Regions from separate parts of the Homo sapiens genome. Here all the other regions are linked to region 3. A link is an interaction called in ENCODE POLR2A ChIA-PET data of the cell type or tissue named here. Cell type or tissue: OCI-LY7. All regions are shown on one strand. Each heading gives the region's core, and the rest is flanking DNA. Links, peaks and the distances in the headings are about the cores only.

The links. ChIA-PET counts read pairs that join two places held together with the same protein. Peaks named below come from ENCODE experiments on the same cell type or tissue, not always from the same donor. Only the 100,000 strongest peaks of a DNase experiment are listed, where the experiment ranks them.
Region 1: POLR2A ChIA-PET joins it to region 3 with 7 read pairs; 3 of 35 experiments call an interaction of 5 or more read pairs at or near these places.
Region 2: POLR2A ChIA-PET joins it to region 3 with 9 read pairs; 3 of 35 experiments call an interaction of 5 or more read pairs at or near these places.

What each region holds. Positions count from the first base shown.
Region 1 is chr9:123,325,631-123,333,225 of GRCh38, reverse strand. No RefSeq gene overlaps it. Among named protein-coding and RNA genes, the nearest start is that of CRB2, 27 kb to the left of the region's middle. RefSeq lists enhancers at 5,967-6,466, 6,467-6,968. In OCI-LY7, for the core only: no CTCF peak of the experiment used is centred there; a DNase peak (open chromatin) is centred at 3,764.
Region 2 is chr9:123,294,595-123,302,189 of GRCh38, reverse strand. No RefSeq gene overlaps it. Among named protein-coding and RNA genes, the nearest start is that of STRBP, 30 kb to the right of the region's middle. In OCI-LY7, for the core only: no CTCF peak of the experiment used is centred there; no DNase peak of the experiment used is centred there.
Region 3 is chr9:123,091,565-123,099,159 of GRCh38, reverse strand. It overlaps RABGAP1 (RAB GTPase activating protein 1), which reads right to left. Exons shown (of 26, transcript NM_012197.4): 22 at 1,315-1,419; 23 at 362-445. Among named protein-coding and RNA genes, the nearest start is that of MIR600, 16 kb to the left of the region's middle. In OCI-LY7, for the core only: no CTCF peak of the experiment used is centred there; a DNase peak (open chromatin) is centred at 3,818; H3K4me3 peaks cover 676 bases; H3K27ac peaks cover 1,223 bases.

The DNA of each region.
Region 1 (7,595 bases), core at 942-5,941, 230 kb before region 3:
AGTGACTGTAGATGTGGTTTTGAATTTTACAACGTCCTGGCTCTGTAGCCTTGGGAAAGTCACTTCACCAATCTGAGCCTGGGCTTCCTCCTCCATCAATTAGCAATCAGAATTCCTGCCTCACAGGTCGGCTGGGAATAATCAATGAGAGAATGTCGTATGTAATTATCTGGCACAGGGCCCAGCCTAGGGTTGGCGCTTTGTAAAGTGAGGTTCTGTTGCCTTCCTGAGCAAGCTTGGGGTAGGAGGGGAGGGCAAGTGTGGCCCCCACATTGGCCTGAGCCCTTGATGGGAAGAACACTGGACTGGGAGAAAGGAGGTGTGGCCCTGTCCTAGTTCTAGACCATCATGAGGTGTGACCTTGGCCAAGTCACTCCCATCTCTGAGGCTCGGCGACCCCATTTGACTCAACCCTAGGAGGTAGTTAAGTGGTGAGATTTAGGGGGAGATTGACCTGGTTCAGCCAATTATCTGGGGCAAGGCACTCAACCTATTTCTTTGGACCTCAGTTTCCTCCTCTGTAAGACAGAGATCCATTGGTGCAGATTCTTCCCAATTCTGTGTTCAGTGATATCATATTGGTAGCTTGAAATCAACCATAGTGGGAGTATTTACACCAAGGAAATTGGCAAACATTACACATCAGGGATCCCCCCTCACCTTCCCCCAGCAGTTTACCAGCACACCACTGGAACTCAGATAACGATACCTTCCGCCATGCATGTTGGGAGTTTCAGAAAGCTATTGCCTGTTTTTTTAAGCACTTAGCACAACACCTGGGACATAGTGGGCACTCACACATGCTAATTAAACACACTTAACATTTGTCAGCCATCACTTTGCTTGGTATAAAGTGTTCACACATCTGTCATCTTATATAACTTGATCAGCCCCAGGAAGTTTCCAGAGGAGGAAATCCAGGCTCAGACAGGCTTGCTGACTTCAAATGCAATTACATTTTGCAGGCCCACTCTATACTGAGTTATTCTTACATATCCATCCCATTTCAGCCTCACAACTCCCTTTCATTACAGATGAGGGATCAATGGCCCAGAAAGGGCGAGCGACCTGCCCAAGGTCACAACGCACTGAGTCTGAGGCCTTGGTATCCATCTTGAACCTGCTTCTGCCAGTGCCCATCTCTGCCAGGCACCCTCCCCACCCCATCTAGCTGCCTAGTCTCCAGTGAGGGCAAACTCTGCCGATATGATCTCTCTGGCCCTTTCCAGCTCTGACATCCTCAGTATTTAAATCAGCACATGAATATTTCACAAGTATCCCGGGCGAAAATAACCCCCTGCCTGGTTATGTCAGGCTGCGGCCCCAGTCGCTAGGCCACGGCTCTCTTGCTATTTGCGAGACATGCAATTCTGCGAGGCCTCCCAGCAGCAGCCCAAGGAATCGATAGTCTTTAAATAAGTAATTAGAGGAGCGGAAGACGTCGGCAGAGCTAGAAGGGAGCAGGGGAATATAAACTCATAACTCTCCCAAGTTCACTGTTAAGAGCTTGGTTCTGTTTTTTGGTCAAGAAATGTGGCAGGGCCTGGGGCAGGGTGAGAGATGGCGACGGTCAGGGGAGAATCAGAGGAAAACAGTCATTGTTGTTATTTATTGGGTACTTCCTATGTGTCAGGCTTTGTCTCATGATTGCCTTACCCAAAGTTCTCCTAAAGTCATTGAGGTTCAGAGAGGGGAAGTCAGTTGCCCAGGGCCACACAGCTGGAGAGTGGCAGAGGCTGCAGCCCGTCTGACCTCTGAGCAGGGTTTCTCAGTCTTGGGTTATTGACATTTGGGGCTGGAGCATTCTTTGTGTTGGGAACTGTTGTGTGCAGTGCAGGGTGTTTTGTAGCATCCCTGGCCTCTATGTACCAGATGCCAGTAGCACCTCATCCCCACTTGTGACAACCAAACATGTCTCAAGATGTCGCCCAATGTCACCTGTGGGGCAGAATCACAGACCACAGTATACAGTCTGTGTTCACTTTGCTGCTCTCTTCCTCTGCTTTTAGGATATGGATTAAAACCCTTCTCTTAGGCCAGGCATGGTGGCTCACACCTGTAATCCCAACACTTTGGGAGGCTGAGGTGGGCAGATCACCTGACGTCCGGAGTCTGCCCAACATAGAGAAACCCCATCTCTACTAAAAATATTTTAAAAATTAGCTGGGCGTGGTGGCATGTGCCTGTAATCCTAGCTACTTAGGAGATTGAGACATGAGAATCACTTGAACCCAGGAGACAGAGATTGTGGTCTCTGCAACAGAGATTGCACCACTGCACTCCAGCCTTGGTGACAGAGTGAGACTCTGTCTCAAAAAAACAAACAAACAAACAAACAAAAACCCTTAGCCTTAGCCTAGAGAGGCAGATCTGGAGACAAAGCTGGCTGCGTGGGAATACCAACTTCTCTACTCACTGGCTGTGTGACCTTGGCCAAGTTGTCAACCTCCTTATGCCTCAGTTTCCCTCTCTGTAAAATGAGGGCCTACACAAAGGTTATCATGAAGTTTAGACTAGTCAATATACCCATGTAACAAACCTGCACATGTACCTACTGTATCTAAAATAAAAGCTGAAGTTATTTTTTTAACGTTAGTATTATATATCCAAAGCATTTAGAACAGTGCCTGGCACGTATGTGTGAACCCCCGTCGTGATCCCAGAGCCTACCTGACCAAGCCCCAGCCCATCTCTGCAGCAACCCTGGTACCTCTCTCCCCATGAGAATAAAAAGAGAAACTGTCCTAGAAGCTAGGGAAGAAGCATCTTTGACAACTTCTGCTGTTCCTACCTTCCCTGATGCACGCTGCTTCCCACCATTCCTGGAGGAGTTGGGAAAACAGCAATAAGGATGGCCTTTGGTCCCAAAGGTTCCCAAGGTAATGACAAAAGCTGCTACTTCCTGTCTCCCTGCAGCTCTCTCTGTGCATGAAGAGGAGGGTAGAGGCACTGCACACTGATTTAACAAACGCATCCGATTAGAACACGGTTCCTTTTATTATCCGGAAAGCTATAAAAATACATAGAAACGAACATATTTTATCACTGGAGTTGGTCTTCACATTTTATGGGTCTGTAGCGGGTGTTTTTGTTTTACCGACATTTGTTAGAAACAAGGTTCTGGAACGTTGTCCTTGTTTGGGTGCTCGTGAGAAATTGTATCCAGAAAGGCATTTCAGGACCTGTCCCTATGGAAACAGCCCCACTGCAGGAGTGTGCGTGACAGGGTGAGTGTGAGTGCGTGTGTGTGTGTGTGTGTGTGTGTGTGTGTGTGTGTGTGTGTGTAGCTAAAGTCCTCCTTTTTCCCAGGAGCAAGGGTGCCTAGGGATTACCTGGTCCAGCCTTCTCATATAGTTGAGGAAACTGAGGCCCAGACAGGGCAGTGCTTTATCCAGGATCACAGAACAACTCGGTTCAGCAACTATTTTCTGAGCGTATTAGTATCACCTTAGCTGCTCTAATAAACACCCCCACCCCAGTAACACAATAGACTTTTCTTGCTCACAGGACAGAGTTCCTGGTTGGTCAATGAGCCTTCCACTACGTGATTCAGGGACCCAGCCTCCCTCCTTATTGTGGTGACACCTTTTCCTAGAACTCAGAATCATCTGCTTTCGTCTGGATGAGGGAAGAATTTGGAGGATTACACATTGAAGGTTTTTATGGTCCAGGCCAGAAGTGGCCCATGTCACTTCCGTCCATGTCCCACTAGTCAAGGCTCAGTCACATGTCATGCCTAACCACAGGGAAGCCGGGAGGTGTCACCTGGCTCTGTGCCCAGGAGGAAGAGAAAGGCTGGTGAACAACTGTCCAGGTCTTGGTGCCTGGGCTGGAAGATGCATGAGCAGAGGAATGAGACAGCAGACCTGCCCTGCCAGAGCTCACAGTCCAGTGTTGTGAGATGGGGATGGGGGAGCAACAGCAAACACAGGTCACTTATGTCCCATGTCCCCAGCTTGAGGTTCAGAATAAGGACCATCTTTTTGCACCCTCGTCCCATTGATCACCAGAAGTCCATTTACTTCTCACAAGAGAGAAGTCCCATGCCAGGGTAAGTTCAAGACTCCCAGTGTCCTTCCTAAGTCAGTCCAAAAGAAGTCAGCAGTCCTGGTTTTTTTTTGTTTGTTTGTTTTCTTTCAGACAGAGTCTCGCACTGTCACCCAGGCTAGAGTGCAGTGGTGCAATCTCTGCTCACTGCAACCTCTGCCTCCTGGGTTCAAGCTATTCTCTTGCCTCAGCCTCCCGAGTAGCTGGGATTACAGGCACCCACCACCACGCCTGGCTAATTTTGTATTTTTAGTAGAGATGGGGTTTCACCAAGTTGGCCAGGCTGGTCTTGAACTCCTGACCTCCTGATCTGTCCACCTCAGCCTCCCAAAGTGTTGGGATTACAGGCATGAGCCACCACGCCCAGCCAGCAGTCCTGGTTTCTAAAAGATTGCAGAGAAGAAGCTGGAAGGTCTGGTTTATTTCCTGAAAGGTCCTATTCATCCTATTCTCTGTCTCAAGCCCAGCAGTATTTCCTTTTTGAGGGGAAAGTTAGGAGCCTGTATCCTGAGTTTCACGTCATTAGATAATGCCACAGGCCTGAAATCCCAACAAAACAGCACTTAAGAGGGGACATAGCTTAGTTCACGTACGCTTTTTTTTTTTTTTTTTTTTAAAGACATTCTCACTCTGTCCCCCAGGCTGGCTGGAGTGCAGTGGCACAATCTTGGCTCACTGCAACCTCCACCTCCCAGGTTCAAGCAATTCTCATGCCTCAGCACCCAAGTAGCTGGGATTACAAGCATGTACCACCACACCTAATTTTTGTATTTTTAGTAGAAATGGGATTTCACCATATTGCCCAGGCTGGTCTTGAACTCCTGGCTTGGATTATAGGCGTGAGCCATGACACATGGCCCGATGTACACATACACACATATTCTCTGTGTATACATACACACACACCTCAGAACCAGCCATCAGACATTCACCCCTTTGGTTGACCAGCATCTATTAGGAGAATCCCAAGATAGTGGAAGGACCCCCCCCCGCCTCTCCCCACAGAAGCTGCCTGGGACAGATCTTCTGTGCTTCCAGTGACTAGAATATGGACGTGCAGCCTAGAGTGTGGCCAGCTGGACATGCCCTCCCAGGACTCTGTAGAGTGACATTGAGGCACAGAGTCAGTCTGCCATTTAAAGGGTGCCGCCATAGAAGGACATCTCGTGCTGTGTGGGCGTCATCTCCATGGCTGGAGGTGTCAGATGGGGCCACAGTGACCAGCTGGCCGGCAGTCAGCTCCCAGGTGGCAGCTTGGCAGATCTTAACTCTCTGGGTTCTCGTCAAGCCTGTTTCTCTAGTTTCTCCGTCAATTGCATGAGCTACCCGATACTTTTACAAACCACTCCTTCAGGTTAGCTGGAGTCCGATACTTTTACAAACCACTCCTTCAGGTTAGCTGGAGTCTGTGCTTGCCACCAGCAGCCAAGCTCCCTGACTGGTGTCACCTTTGTCTTAGCAGTCAACCCACTCCCATTTCCCTTCACTACCAGCTTCCCCAGGGCCACCCCAGACCCAGACGGGTCCACCAACTTCCACCCTCAAGGGAAAGGCCACGGCTCCCACCACCTTCCTCCAGGAGATGTCTGAGCAAATCTCTAATTAACCTGTCTTTTCACACTCCTTCAATATTGAGTCCTCAAGGGGGCTGTGGACAGAACCAATGTAATTGGTTTACTCTGCGATGCTAGATATTTTATTTGATGCATTTGAAAATATGATCCTGAGAGGCTTGGTGTGGTGGCTCATGCCTATAATCCCAGCACTTTGGGAGGCCAAGGCAGGTGGATCACCTGAGGTCAGGAACTCAAGACCAGACTGGCCAACATGGCGAAACCCAGTCTCTACTAAAAACACAAAAATTAGCTGGGCATGGTGGTGCTTGCCTGTAATCCCAGCTACTCAGGAGGCTGAGGCAGGAGAATTGCTTGAACCTGGGAGGCAGAGATTGCAGTGAGCTAAGATCGTGCTACTGCACTCCAGCCTGGGCAGCAAGAGCAAAACTCTGTCTCAAAAACAAAACAAACAAACAAACAAAAAATCCTGAGAAAGGGTCCACAGGCTTCACTCGATGCCAAAGGGGTCGAGGGCACCAAAAAGGTAAGGATCGCTTGGGACTGCAGCCTCCCAAAGGCTCCACAACAAGCACCCCGCTGGCCTTGTGAGATCCCTACTGGTTTGAGGGCCAACCCACCCTCCCCACACCATTCCTTCTCAAAAGCACTTCCTCCTTTTTGAGACCAGCTCCTCTCCCCACCCTGTCTAGGCAGGTGGGCCCTGCAGTTGTCACGTGACCTCATGTTGCCATATGACCTCATGTTACAGGAGCTGGCACATGACCTCACCCTCCAGCCATAGCTACTGGCTCAGAAGGAGTGGGCTGCTGGCCCAAGCCAGGCCAACCAGGTCCTTCCCCGCAGTTGTTTTTGGTTTCATTTTAAACTGGAACTTGGGGGGAAACAGTTATACTCTCCCCGGTGAGGCCTTTGGAGCTGAGAGCTCTCTTGTTTTCCACAAAGTAGGGGAAGCCAAATGAGTAGCAGAAGGACGCTGATGCTGACAGGGAGAGGAGAGGTGGGGAGGAGAGAGGAGAGTGGGGAGGGGAGGGAGCTGGCTGCATTCGCAGTCCGTCCATCCGTCCGGGGTCTGGCCGTGGCCCTGCCCTCCTGGCAGTATGGTTATTTATTGCCTCCTTAATTTCCCCTCTTCTTGCCCCAGTTAGAGATGGAGTTTGCCACTGCCTGTCTTGTTCTGCTGAATCGCAGAGTCTGCACAGAGCCAGACACATAGTAGGTGTACAGCTAACATCTGTGAACAAGTGACTGTACAAACACAGGCATTGGAAAAAGTGTACAAGGTCCAGAGAAGAGAGGAATTAAGTCTCCATGGGGGGATGTCAGGAACTGCTGGGGTGGGAGGTGACATTCAAAGGTGAGAGGAGGTTTCTGGATGGCTATGGTGGGGGAAGATGGGGAGGGATGGTAATTGAGGCTAAAGAAAACAGCTGAGACTAGGTTGAAAAAAGGCTTAACTATCAGACTGGAAATGACTTTACAACTTGTGGCTGAGCTAGGTCTAAAGCCTGGGTGTTCCTAAAAATGGCCAGAGCTCGGGTTGGGCACGGTGGCTCATGCCTGTAATCCCAGCACTTTGGGAGGTGGGCAGATCACCTGAGGTCAGGAGTTTGAGACCAGCCTGACCAACATGGTGAAACTCCATTGCTACTTAAAAAAGCCAGGTGTGGTGGCAGGTGCCTGTAATCTGAGCTACTCGGGAGACTGAGGTAGAATTGCTTGAACCCGGGAGGCAGACGTTGCAGTGAGCTGAGATCAGACAGCTGCACTCCAGCCTGGGCAACAGAGCAAGACTCTGTTTCAAAAACAAAAACAAAAACACAAAATGGCCAGAGGTCCATGCAGAACGTCATCCATGGAAGTGAAGACGTGGGTGTCTGTATGCTCCCCGTGTCTCCTCACCCCTAGAAATCCTGCTATTGAGAAAACCTGGTTCTCCTCCCACAGTCCCAACAACTCTCCTGAAATTGCCCT
Region 2 (7,595 bases), core at 942-5,941, 200 kb before region 3:
ACAAAAATTAGCCGGGCGTGTTGGTGGGTGCCTGTAGTCCCAGCTACGCAGGAAACTAAGGCAGGAGAATCGCTTGAACCCGGGAGGCGGAAGTTGCAGTGAGCTGAGATCGCACCACTGCACGACAGCCCGGGTGACAGAGCAAGACTTTGTCTCAAAAACAAAAACAAACCATTCTCCTATCATTTAAATTCTTCCTTAAAGTGTACAATTCAGTGGTTTTTATTCTATTCATAAGGTTGTGCACCCATCATCACTATTTCCAGATCATTTTCAATACCCCAAAAGAAACCTTGTACCCATTAGCTGTCCCTTCCCCCAATTTCCCCTGCTCCTACTTTCTGTCTCTGTGGATTGGCCTATTCTGGCCAATCATAAAAATGGAATCATACAGTATGTGACCTTTCGTGCCTAGCTTCTGTTTTCAAGATTCTTCCATGTCATAACACTCATCAGTACTTCATTCTTTTTTATGGCTGAATAATATTCTATTATGTGGAAATACTGCATTTTGGTATCCGTTCATTGGTTGGTGGCTTTGGGTTATTTCCACTTTTTGACTACTGTGGATAACGCTGCTATGAACAGTCGTGTAAAAGTTTTTGTGTGAACATGTGTTTTCATTTCTGTTGGGTGTATACCTAGGAGTGCATCCGCTGGGCCATACAGGGATGCTATGTTTAACTTTTAGATGAACTGCCAGACTGTTTTCCAAAGTCACATACCTGCTTTTTTTTTTTTTTTTTTTTTTTTTTTTTTTTTTTTTTTTTGACAGGGTCTCACTCTGTTACCCAGGCTGGAGTGTGCAGTGGCACAATCACAGCTTACTGCAGCCTCAACTTCTTGGGTTCAAGCAATCCTCCAGCCTCAGTCTCCAGAGTGGCTGGGACTATAGGCGCACACCAACATGCCTGGCTAATTTTTGGTATTTTCTGTAGAGACAGGGTTTTGCCATGTTGTTCCAGCTGGTCTTGAACTTCTGAGTTCAAGAGATTCACCTGCCTTGGCCTCCCAAAGTGCTAGGATCGCAGCTACCGTGGCAGCTGACACCAGCTACTCTTGACTCTACTTCTCACAACACTTACCCACACACCAGTGCTCCACAGCCCCAACAGGAGCTGTTACAATGCCAAGACAGAAAGTGATGTACCTGAAGTCCCAGGCAAGTCAGTGGTAGACCAGGACTTGAGCCGAGAACTTTGGGGCCCAGATTCACCTTGCTGCCTTAGGCACCTGGATCTTTTTATTACACTCCAGATAGAGGAGATGTGGTATGAGCCATTGCCCCTGAGCATAGCAGCCCAGTGTCCAGCAGGTGAACAGAGAACACCCTGGCCTATCTGAGCCTCCCAGACACCAGAGGCCCTGAGTCCCCCTCCTCCACCTCTGTCAGCACACACAACCCCACATGGTCCCTGAGCCCCGGGACAAAGGACAATGGCAGATATGATCGAGAAATGGCTATGCTGTCCCAGATGGGTGGGTAGTGTTTCCGGGGTGGAGGGGAGCCCTGGGAAGCTGCCTTCCCAGCCTGCACTTCTCCTGCCAGGATTAGAGCCCAGCCTTGGATCCCTGCCTCCCTGGTGGAGGACCTAGCCCCATTCCTCACCCACACCAGACTCTCACCTTCTGTGACCTTCCTATTCACCCAGTTCCTTACCCAGACCAGCATCTTCTCACTGCAAGCTCTCAGGTCCCTCTGACGCTGTGTTAAAATGACCCTGAACTGAGATTTAACCTTGCTGAAACCCAGTTTTCTCATCTTTCCTGCCTATCCCACAGGGTGGTTATAAGAGCAGCACAGGGTAGGGATTAGGGGCATGAGGCTGGCAGTCAGACAAGGGTTGGTTTGAAACGAGGCACCACCACTTCCTTACTAGCTCTGTGACCTTGGACAACTCACTTTACTCCTCTGAGCCTCTCTTTCATACTCTGGGAAATGCAGATGCATATAAAGAGTACAGTAGCTGGCACAGAAAAAGGACTCAATGATAGCTACGGTTGTTATTTTTACAGAGTAAAGGAGATAGGCATGTAAAGTGCCAAGCATATAGCAGGTGCTTAGCACACAAGAACTATGGTTTTTATCATCCCCTGTCTTTGTGTGGGTGAGTGGCGCAGGGTTTGAGGGCCTGGGGGAGATGGCTTTGATTATTATCTGGAGCATCAATGCAACCGGAAGGTGAACTCCAAAGCACATGTAGACCAGTGGCCGGGGCAAGGGGAGCCACAGGGTGCGGGAAGCATTGAGACCGAGCCAAGGCTTCTGTAAGCTGAGCATGAAGAACAGAGTGACACCAGTTGAGTGGGAAAGTCTCCAGCGAATGCCAGAGGCAGGGGCTTCTGAAGGCCGCTGGGCTTTTAGGCACTCCAATACCTGCTTTGTAAGCAGCCAGATCTATTTAAAGAAACAGGGACTGAGCAGCCGCTTTGGGGATGCCTTAAGCTTCCTGGGCTGATAAGCCATATCCCAGCAGGCTTTGGCAGTAAGTGTCACACTACCGTGCAAGCAGACAGAAAGCTGAATGTAAGCTAGGAAGCCCAGCAGCCAGCAGAGATCATGGCAGACTTCCTGGAGGAGCTGGCTTTATAGAATGCCGGGGTAGCTATGGATAGGTCATTGATCTAGGAGGAAAGGAGGCACATAGGCAAGACTACAAAACTTGCTTCGGGGGAGGAATAAGAAGATGCATCTTCTTGAAAACAAATCAATACAATTTTTGTCTTATTCAAAGCGATGCATTTTCATTGTAAGAAATTTAGCCGGAGGGAGTCGTGAAAATACAGCTAAGAAAAGGAGAAAATGAAAAAAAAATCTCCTGTATTCTCAGTCGCTAGGGGTAATTAGTATGAACATTTTGGTGTGTTTTTCTTCCATTTTTAAAAAAAGCATATTACATATGTTTTTGTTTTTGTTTTTTGTTTTTGAGACAGGATCTCTCTGTCATCCAGGCTAGAGTGCAGTGGTGTGATCTTGGCTCACTGCAACCCCTGCCTCCTGGGTTCAAGCAATTCTCCTGCCTCAGCCTCCCAAGTAGGTGGGACTACAGGCACGTGTCACCACGCCCGGCTAATTTTTGTGTTTTTAGTAGAGACGGGGTTTCGCCATGTTGGCCAGGCTGGTCTTGAACTCCCAACCTCAAGTGATCTGCCTGCCTTGGCCTCCCAAAGTGCTGGGATTGCAGGTGTGAGCCACTGCAACCCGGCCTAAATATGTTAAAAAACAAAAACAAAAATGGACTCATGTAATATGGACTGTTTGTGACCTACTTTTTTTTTTTTTCCCCAGAGACAGAGTTTTACTCTGTCACCCAGGCCAGAGTGCAGTGCCGTAATAATAGCTCACTGCAGCCTCGAATGCCTAGGCTCAAGTGATCCTCCTGCCTCGGCCTCCCAAAGTACTGGGATTATAGGCATGTGCCACTGCACTAGGCCTGTTTGTGACCTACTTTTAAAAATGTATCATGAATTGTGTTCCCTGCCATTAAATATGCCTTTTCACTGCTACTTAATGACTTTATAGTATTCTCTTGTATGAATGGAACATAATTTATTTAAGTAATTTTCTATTCTTGGATACTTCAGTGGTTTCCAATTTTTTAGTATCGTAAGCATCTTCTTAAATGAATATCCTTGTAGCTGAAACTCTGTGCACATCCTTAATTATGTCCTTGGGATAAATTTCCAGAAAAGGAATTGCTAGGATAAAGGATATGCAGATTTTAAAGAATGTTGATATGTTATTGTCAAATTGCTCCCTAGAAGGCTTGTATGGATTTATTCTCTCACTAGCAGAATAGAGGGTGCTATTTTCTTAGCATTTGTACTACCATTGGCTATGGTCTTTTCTCATCGTGAATTTGATGCATTGAAGACCAGAATTCATGAATTCAAGTTTCCTGATGTGTAAAATGGAAATGATAATAATGATATGTACCATGGGTCTGTTGTGACAATCAAACCACATAATAGATAGGATATGCTTAAAAAGAAAACACGATTCGGAAGCCATGTGAGTCAGAATTGAAAAGATAGTTGGGAACCAGCTTTATAAAGTGCTTTATTTTCTCTTTAACTTCAAAATTAATAAATGCTTGTAAAAATTGAAACAATACATATTTGTGAGAATAAACAATGAAAGTATTCCTTTGATTCTTCCATAATGTGCTCCCTAGAAGTTAGATGTGTATCCTACTAGATCTTTCTTAATAGCTTGGCAAACTCTGTGTGTATGTGTATGTGTGTGTGTGTGTTCATGTACAAAGTTTTGTTGTTATTTTGCAAAATGGAATCCTGTATCTGCTGTCACTTTCATCTCAGAGCATACAAATCTACCTTATTCTTTATAACATTTCCGTGGATTCTGTAGTTGGATAAAGCTTAGATTGCTTATTCTTTTTTTCTTTTTCTTTTTCTTTTCTTTTCTTTTTTTTTTTTTTTTTTTTTTTTTTTGAGACGGAGTCTTGCTCTGTCATCCCGGCTGGAGTGCAGTGGCGCGATCTCGGCTCACTGCCAGCTCCGCCTCCCAGGTCCACGCCATTCTCCTGCCTCAGCCTCCCGAGTAGCTGGGACTACAGGCGCCCGCCGCCACGCCTGGCAAATTTTTTTGTATTTTTAGTAGAGACAGGGCTTCACCGTGTTAGCCAGGATGGTCTTGATCTCCTGACCTCGTGATCCACCCGCCTCAGCCTCCCAAAGTGCTGGGATTACAGGCATGAACCACCGCACCCGGCCTTAGATTGCTTATTCTTACCCCAAGCAATGAAATAACAACACATCATCACACCCATTTCCTTTCATATTTGAGCTGTTATTTCTGTAGCTTGGATTCCTAGCAGTAGAATGCTAGGTCAAAGTGGGTACACATTGTCATACTATCACATTGCTCTTCAAAGAGATTGCACTAATTTATTCTCCCAGCATCAGGGAAACAAGAGTGTGTGGCGGACTGGGAACTGCAGACTCAGGGGAATTAGGGCAACCCTTCAGTAGCTTGGCCTGGGTCAAAAACAGCTCCTATCTCCCCTTTACTCTTCTATCCCTAAAATTTCTGAAAGAAACCTGAAATGAAACCCAGACCTGTCTCCAGCATAAGCTTCTTGCTGTCCTCCGCCGTGAAGCAAACCACAAAGGAATCTTTTTCTTGTTAATTAACTGGGGTTTTATTAAACACCTTAGCAGCTAGCCAACTGCTCTGACCCAGCCATTCCTGGGAGACATTTTGATGAGGAATTTTGTGTTTTAATTTATATGTCTTCAATGACAGCTTTTGTGCCAGAGTGTGAGCTTTATAATCAAATATTAAATTATCTGAGAGACACAGTTCTCCAACAACAAACATTTCCAAGGCCCTTACTCTCTGCCAGGCGCTAGTCTATGCACCGGGGAGGTAAATGTGTGTGCTAAGTTCCTGCCCTTAAGGACTCAAAGTGTAGTGGAGGAGCTGGGAACACGCACAAATAATGACGAGATGTGAACATTGTGTTATGAGACACAGGGACAGGACCAAAGTGCTCTCTCTTCGGGGAAGCGGGGAAGCAGGAAAGCAGACATTGAGCTAAATCTCAAAGGCTCAGAAAGCCTTTGCCAGGTGAAAAAGAGAGAAGGTATTTCAGGCAAGGGGAACAGTGTGAACAAAGGCCTTACATCTGAAATAAAAACAGCAAGTAGGAGTAATGTGGGTAACACATTAGTCATGGCATCAGGAAGGGGAGGTCTGGGGCATCTATAGGAGATGAGGCTGGAAAGGAATGTTGAGGTAAAACCATGAAGGCTTCAAATGTCAGGACAAGGAGCTTGAACTCTATCCTGTAGGTAATAGTGAGCCACTGAAGGTTGTAGGCAGAGGGGGTGAAACAATCAGGTCTGTGTTTTGGAAAGACCACTCTGATGATATGTGGAGAGTGACTTATAAGAGGGTAAGGCTGAAGGCTGAAAAGAATGGTAGGTTTTTAGTGAAAGCTATTAACATTACTAAAATTATTTTAAAATTCTAATTAACAAACATGGTTTAAAAACATTTTGCCCAACTCTGTAACAAGTGGTGGAGGAAAAAGCCAAGCATAGAAAACCCACTTTCTCCACTCCCCGCTGCGGCCTGTTAGATTGGAAACAGAAGACACATGGTCAGGCTCATTGTAAGCAAAGAAACAAACATGAAAATGACAATGAGGTGCCAAATTTCACCTAACATTTTAATACCCAGTTTGGCAAGAGTGCCGCAAAACAGACACTTTTCCACTTGGTGGTGACTGTGTACGCTGGAATAGGGTTTGACGATATATATCAAAAGCCTCAAAACAAAAACCTCTTCATGACTTTTTATATAGAAACATTTCCTCCAGGAATTTATCCTGAGGATAATAGTAAAAGATGAAAAAACTTGAGGATAAAGATGTTTATTACTCTGTTATTTATGAAAGCAAAACTTGGAAGAAACCTATGTGTCCAAGTTAGGACGATTATCAAGTAAATTAAGATATAAATACATTTGTGCATATATAAAAATCATGTTTTAAAAACAATACCTAATAACATAGGAAAATAACTGTTCTATAATTCAAAAGCAGTCTATAAAGCTACAAAGGGCATAATATTATTTGGTATATGTGGTAAGTATGTGATTTCTGTTTCTAAATCTCTCTTTCTAAAAAAAATCTACAATATGGCTGAGTATCTGACTAAGTTTTGTTTTATTTCTTATATTGTTATTTTCTAAATTTTCTGCAATTAACATGTAGTGTTAAAAAGCTAAACAAAGCAATGAGATTATATTTTAAATTTAAAAAAGCAAAGGAAATCCATGAATGTAGAAATGATACAAATGGGTATTAAACATAAAAAAGTACAACCTTGTTAATTATTACAATGTAAATTAAATCAGATTGTGATGATATGTTTTAGTCCGTGAACTTTAGAATAATAAAACCTGCTAATACGCAATATGTACTAGCAACAATATGGTAAGAGAAACATTTGTATACTGCAAATGTGAGTACAATTCTGTTAAGACTTTCTGAAGAGCATTTTGGCAATATATATCAAAATGCTTTAAAATGTGTAATTTCTCAATGAAGTTTATTTTAAAGATATATAATTCTATTCTTCAGATATTTTAAGGAAAATACTAAAGAATTGTGTACAGGTATATGAGCAAGAAAGCCTATCACTGCATTTTCTTAACACACTGGAAAAAAGTTGTTTGATATTATGGAATTACATTTATGGATGTGTAAACATGTGTTTAATATATTACTAAATTTTAAAATACAGATAACAACTTGCATTTGGTAATCCCTTTAAAATTTATTCATTTTTTATATATACCAAATGCAGGTACATATATAAATATATGTGAATAGAGTCAGAGAGAGAGAGAATAATTAGCTATACAAAACAGATTTCCAAGATACATCTAAGTGCTAATATTGGTCATATCTGATTAGATGGGATTATTGCTATTTTAAAATACCTCCAAAATAATCATCTCAAAACCAATTTAAGGCCAGACAAGGTGATTCACACCTGTAATCTCAGCACTTTGGGAGGCTGAGGTGGGAAGATTGCTTGAGCCCAGGAGTTTGAGACCAGCCTGG
Region 3 (7,595 bases), core at 1,469-6,468:
AACTCAACCAGTCAGGGAAATAACCGGTTTAAAACTACACGTAAACAAAAGTTCGTAATTCTGAATCTGAAATACATACCAAAACATACTGTGGTTTTAAGTACCTACTATGTGCTGGGCACTGCCAGGCACTCTACAAACATGGTCTTTTTAAATCCTCGTAACAACCTTCCTAGGCAGGGATGATTTTCCTTCTTTTACAACTGAGAATAAGTGAAGCCACTTGTCAGTGCAGGGGCAGAGCCAGGATCTGAAACCAGGGTGCTTGCATTTGGGTTTGGGGGTGGGGGGCGGGTATACATTTTATCCAGACTAGGGGCTCCCAGATTACACAGCCCAATCCCAGGGTACTGGAACCTACCTGCTTATAGTCACCAATGATAGAACTGTTTTTTTTAATCTCAGATTCTGCCTTGTCGAGTTCCCGACGGCACATTTCTTTTAACTGCACACATAAAAAAACAAAAGGGACTATGTTAACAGAAAAATAAAGGAAGTTCTGCCACCAACCGCTTAGTGCTAGGCTTCCCAAAAACTGCTGAACCAAACCCTGGAAGTCCTCTAATTCAGCTACTTTCTTCCTTCAATCTTGGCAGCACTAATCCCCTGTTCCTGATGCAGGAGAGGGAGAGAACAGTTAAAACTTCCAAAAACGTCAGACCCCATTTCAGATTGAGGCTTCTGCTGAAGGTCTTCCCTGCCAGTACAAGCCAACCTGTGGACCTTCACTGACAGACCAGACACAAACCAAAGAGCTCATAAGAGGACTGCGGGTTTTCAGCATCTCATGGTTTCTGTAGAAAGGGCTTTGCAGTCTCTCACCCCAGCCAGTCCTGCCTCCTGGACGACCGTGGTGTGACAGGGGAGGGGACTGCTCCCAGGCGCACAGCACCCAGAGCTCTTCCCATGCCTGCAGGTCTGTGTCTCCAATGACTATGGAGCACTGGCTCAGAACAAGACTTCCCAAGCTTGCTCTATGAGGGAGACAGCAGAGGACAAGTAGGGAAACAGCCAGGCATTATATGATGTGTGCTTTCCTTCTGCAGGAATTCTACCCCCTCTTCTTTGTTATGCTCAGATGCTGATACACAGAAATTCTCCTGCCCCAACAAAGGATGGGCTTCAACCCACTGTCTCCTCCTAGACTTTAATTAGGAACCATTGGACTTTACACAGTAGGGGGAAAAAAAAAGTCTTTGGAAAGAAACTGAAGCCAGATGTCTCTAGGTTTTCTAGTGCCAACAGGAAGCCACCAGCTGAACTCCCAGTTCTCAAGCATTTGCAAGACAGAGGAATGTGGGAGAGTTCCCTTACCTGAGCAGACTCTTCTTCCAGCCGTCTTTTCTCTTCTTCTGCATCAATCAACTTCTGTTTGGTCATCAGCAGCTCCTTATTCAGAGCATCTGCCTTTTCCTCAGCCTGAAACATTTAAGATATGCTGTCACAAAACAAGAATTGGGAACTGCAAAGGATTTCCATTACTTAGCATAATCCCATTTTAAGATGATGGGGAAACTCTGATTCAGAGAGGGGAAATTATATCCCCAGGGTCACAATGAGAATACACTCATGCATAAGTGCCTGTCCCAGTCTCTTGCTCAGAGGTAGTGCAGGGCAGTAGTTAGGAGCTTAGCCTTTGGCATCAGACAGCCTGGACTCATCGCCCATTGTTCACTGACCATGTGCCACTTGGACAAGTCATTGAGAACCTCTCTAAGCTTCCGGCTCTTCATCTGAGGGATAAGGCAAGAAAAGCATTCAGCACAGTGCCTGGAATACAGTAAACACCAATAAAAGGTAGCCATCATTATTATTAATAAACTGGTTTTCTTCCTCCAAGCTGTGTTTCCTCTGCTTCATCCAACCCGTCTGGCATTTTTCTCTTGTTATTACCTGATAAAGGAGGCTGCCCCTTTCCTGGCACTTTTTCTTATCTTTAATGGCCACTCTCCACTCCAGTCTTTTTCTAAAGCATGCAAAAGGTCTAGTGGGCGTATCTGTGAGTTCTAGTGAAAATGATATACTTTTGCCTGACATACGAGTTCCTGGTGCTGGGCACTCCAAAGATAACTGAAGAAGGACTGACTATACCATATTAGAGAAGACTCAAGGACTAAATACAGAGGGTCTCTGCTGGGCTCCTGATATGGATAGGATTTCCCTGAAATTCTGACATCACCTAAAGTAGTGTAACTGGGCCACTGAGTTTTCCACTATACTCTATTTCCTTTCCTGTATCTTCTTTGGAAGAAACAGGTTCCAGAGAGCTGGGTCCTTAAATGGGGAACTGGGCCAGGTGCGGTGGCTCACGCCTGTAATCCCAGCACTTTGGGAGGCCAAGGTGGGCAGATCACAAGGTGAGGAATTTGAGAACAGCCTGGCCAACATAGTGAAACCCTGTTTCTACTAAAAATATACAAAAAATTAGCCGGGCGTGGTGGCAGGCGCCTGTAATCCCAGCTACCTGGGAGGCTAGGGCAGCAAAATAGCTTGAACCCAGGAGGCTGAGGTTGCAGTGAGCCAAGATCGCACCATTGCACTCCAGCCTGGGCAACAGTGCGAGACTCAGTCTCAAAAGAGAGAGAAAAAAAGGTGGAACTGAGAATGGCATGATACGCAGATTCAAAAGGCCATTAATTACTGGCAAACTGCAAATGCACGCAATTAAATTGCGTGACTCTTTTATCATTAGGAAATGTCCCTCTTTGTCCTTGGTAATACCCTTTGTCCTCGGTAATACCCTTTGTCCTGAAATCTACTTTATCTGACATTTCTATAGCCAGTCCAGTTTTCATGGTATTGTGTGGTATGTACATCTTTTTCCATCTGTTTACTTTGGTAAAAGAGTGACTCTTTTATCATTATGAAATGTCCCTCTTTGTCCTTGGTAATACCCTTTGAAGGTGTAACAATCCAAAATGTATGCAGAAATTCAAATTACATGAAACAAATCCCTACACAACTAAAAGGAGAAAAAGAAAAATGCACAGTTAGAGTCACAGAACCTTCTACTGTGCTCTCTCAGGAAGCGACAGAACAAGCAGAGAAAATCAAGTTGTTCTACATAAGACTTGAGCACTATCAACCAATTTGGCCTAATTGACACAGTACACTCCACTCACAACAGAACATACATACTTTCCAAGTGTATGTGGTACATTCACCCAAATAGATTATATGATAAGCCATAAAATAAGTAATGGTATATTCTAAAAGGATTAAAATCAGGCAGGATATAATCTCTGATCACAACAGAAATAAATGAAAAATAACAGAAAAGTTTCTGGGAAAAACAATAGTTGGAAATTAAATTACATACTACTAATAAACTTGTATAAGTGAAAGAATAAATCACAAGAACTGAATGAAAATAAAAGCACAACACATCAGAGTATGTGGAATGCAGCTGAAAATAGTGCTTACATGGAGATTTCTGATTTTTTTTTTTTTTCTTCAAAGACACAGGGTCACATTCTGTTGCCCAGGCTAAAATGCAGTGGTACGATCATAGCTCACCATAACCTTGAACTCCTGCGCTCAAACAATACTCCCATCTCAGCCTCCCAAGCAGCTGGGACTACAGGCATGTGTCACTATGCTCAGCTATTTTTCAAAAATTTTTTGTAGAGACAAATTCTTGCTATATTGCCCAGGCTGGTCTTGAACTCTTGGGCTCAAGCAATCTTCCTGCTTTGGCCTCCAAAGTGCTGGGATTACAGGCATGAGCCATTGTGCCTGGCTGAGATTAATAACTTTAAATGCTTATTTTAGAAAAGAAGAAAGGTCCAGAGTTATTCAAACTTCCTCTTTAAGAAGCCAGAAAAAGAGCAAATGAAACCCAAAGAAAGTAAAAGCAGAAATCAATGAAACAAGACAACAGAGAAAACTCAATAAAAGCAAAAGCTGGCTTTTTTTTTTTTTTTTTTTTTTTTTGGGACAAGGTTTCACTCTGTCACCCAGGCTGGAGTGCAGTGGCATGATCTCGGTTCACTGCAGCCCCTGCCTCCCGGGTTCAAGTGATCCTCTCACCTAAGCCTCCTATGTAGCTGGGAATATAGGCATGTGACACCACAGCCAGCTAATTTTTGCCATGTTGCCCAGGCTAAAGCTGGCTTTTGAAAAGATCAACACAACTGATAAACTTCTAGCTAAGTTGGTTATGGAAAAGTGGGAAAAAGAAATGACGTACATCAGGAATGAAAATGAAACATCTCTACATATCTTATAAATATTAAAAGAATACAAACAACCTTATATCAACATACTTAAGATGAAATGGATATATTACTTGAAAGACACAAATTATAACAACAGACACACGAAAAATTAGAAAATTTGCATAGCTCCATATCTAGAAAAGAAAAAGAATTCACAATTAATTTCCTGCAAAGAAAATTTCAGGTCTGCGTGACTTCACTAGGGAACTAAAGACTTAATCAAAGAACAATCATATACAAAGTCCTCAAGAAAACAAGAGGGAACACTTCTCACTTCATTTTACGAGGCCAGCATTCCCTAATGACAAAACCAGACAAAAACATTAAATAAAACTCCAGACAAATATTCCTTATGAACATATAAATATTTAATAAGAATTAAAATCTTTAATAAAAAATAGAAACCCCAACTGGAGTTTATCCTAGGAATGCAAGGTTGGTTTACATTGAAAAGTGAATTTATTTCACTATATTAACAAAATTAAGGAGAAATACCAAATGATTATCTCAACAGACACAGGAAAAGCATTTGACAAAATTCAACACCCATTCATGACAAAAACTCTCAGCAAACAGGAACAGAGGAGAATTTATTTCCTCAACCTACTCTACGAAAAACCTACAGCTAATGTCCAGAACCAGGCAATGATGTCCACTCTAACCATTCAGCATCATTCTGAAGATGCTAGTCAGTGCAGTGAGACAAGAAAAAGAGAGGCAGATAAATATGAAAGGAAGAAAAACTGTATTCAGAGATGATATGATTGTATATGTGGAAAATCTGAAAAAATATATTTAAAAAGCTGCCAGACTAACAAATGAGTTTTTACAAGGTCACAGGATACAAGGTCACAACACAAAGACCAACTGCATCTCTAGAGACTAGCAATACACAACTGGAAGATGAAATTTAAAAAACAATACCACTTTACAAAAATAGATTAAAACATGCACGTCTTGTAAATTGAACACTAAAAAACATTGCTACTGAGAGAAACTGAAAAAGATCTTAATAAAGGAAAATTTTAACATGTTCTGGATTGAATGCTTCAACTGTTGTTCAGATGTCAGTTCTCCCCAAATTGATCTACAGATTCCATGAACCTCACTCAAAAGCCAGAGGCTTTTATTTCTAGATATTCATAAGCTGATTCTAACACTGATACAGAAATGCAAAGAACAACAAAGTCAGAGAACTCACATGAACTGATTTTAAGATTTATTATAAAGCTACAGTAAGCAAGACAGTGTGGTATTGGCTTAAGGATAGACACAGAAACAGACGGAGCAGACAGAATCAAGAAGTGAACCCGCCAATTTAGGGTCAATTGATTTTTAATAAAGGGGCCAAGCTAACTCAATGGGGCAAGTTCAGCAATCTGCAAAATGTCACAGAACTAATAAGGAGCTGAGGCAGAGTTTACATCCTGCTGGACAGCAGTTGGGCTCACCAGCAAGTTTCCTTCACTCTCATGTCTGTCTCAACACAGAGGAGTGACCCTGCTAGAGGGGACTCGGACATGGTCCTATCAGCTCTGCAGGGACCTTCCATAGCTTCCCCTCATCCTTTTAACACCAGTGTCAGGTCTAGTCATTACTCCCATTTCATACAGAAAGCTTGATTGGGGTCACCGAGGAATTAAGTGGCTGGCATGGAATTTCTCCACAGCTGTTGTGTGAAGAACAGCAAAAGTGACAGGTGATGAATAACAAAAGTGATGTATAATCAACCGAAAATACAAGAGGGCCCTGGAAATTTTAAAGCCTCACACCAGAGCTTTTCTCTGAGATGCAGGAAGGAAAGAGCTCAAAGGAATGACGTTCTTTCAAAAACCTAAGTCCCTAAAGTAAAAAAATAATGAAAGGGCCCCACACTCCTCCCTTCAGTGAGGAAGAATCTAGCTGATTTTCAGTGATGATTCAGAAGAAACTACAGAGAGAAGTCTAACTTGGGAAGGGAAAGTGAGTGTGGGAAAGGTGTGTCTGCAGCATTTTAGATGACTGCAGGATGGGCCCTGGTGTGATGCTCCTGAGCCCTGCCGCCTGCTTAGGAGGGTGAGCTCTGGTGTCAGCCCTTCAATTTGAGGGCTTGGCCACTAGCTGGGTGATCTGTGTGGGATATTTAACCTCTTTTTGCTTCAGTTTCCTCATCAGTAAAATGGGGATCATAATTATATCCCTTCTACAACACGGCCTACTCTGAGGATTTGATAATATATAGAAAGCACTTAGAACAGTGCCTAGCACTTGGTAAGTGCTCAAGAAATGTTAGCTCTTATGTCACAATCCCTGGTCCTCATGTTTTTGATACGGTTATGACATTGATTCATAGCTCCTTGTCCCATATTTACTGTGGAAACAGGCTGGCACTGTAAAAAAAAAGCCTGGGCATTCCAGTTCCATGGGCCTGGCTCTGCTTCTTCCTGGGTACCTTCAACTGAATCTCAAGTTTTATAGCTGTTAAAAAAAACAAATCCTCATCCATAAATGGAACTTACATTACTGTTCTCTCAAGGCTGAGGTAAGGGTAAGAGAGATCAAAGTTTAGTAAAATGCTTATCATAGTGCCTAGCACCACAAATCATCAGTAAATGGGAGCTCATATTATAATTCTTATTATTTTGCACTCCTAATATCAGGAATGAAACCTGGTTCTCTCACTACTGTGTCAGGATAAGATGACTTGAAAAAGGGTTTATACTGTTTAGGGGCAGGTTTTAAGAACATAAGTAGTCTACGACTCACTAGTGGGTGTCACTGTTAATACTGGGCCTGTTAGACTGGAAAATACAACAGCTCAAACTAAAAATCCACCTGGAATTTTAGCCTAAGCTGCCTCTTAATTTCATTGTAGGACACAAAGGCTCCTATTCAAGACCCATATTTTTTTTCTTTTCCTTTTTTTCCTCCTTTCTGCATGACCCATGGCTGTTATGAGGGCTGTGTTAGGCACACACCTCTGGCCCTGCTTCAGTAGTCCCTGCTCCATGTACACCTGCCTCCCTCCACTCACTAGGCAGAAATACCCGAACAGGGAGAGAATGACCCATATAGTGTTTCTACAAAGAGGAACAGAGGATATGCTGGGAATTTGCACCGTAAGGAGGAAACTCAACCCTGATGAGCAGACTGTGGTAAGCCAAAAAGCCATCAAAAGACCTCAGGTTCTGGTCATTGAGGGCTAATGACCTTGAAACATTCTCCCTGCAAAAACTGCAAAGAGGAGCCTTCCCTGTTAAATTCAGTTATTTGTAGATGACAAGCAGACAAGCAGAGGGCGCTAACAATGCCTGTGCCTGATTTTTTTTTAATGATGCTTTCATATACATCTAATTATGTAATTCTCTCTATACCCTGTGACATAGCTATTATTTTACC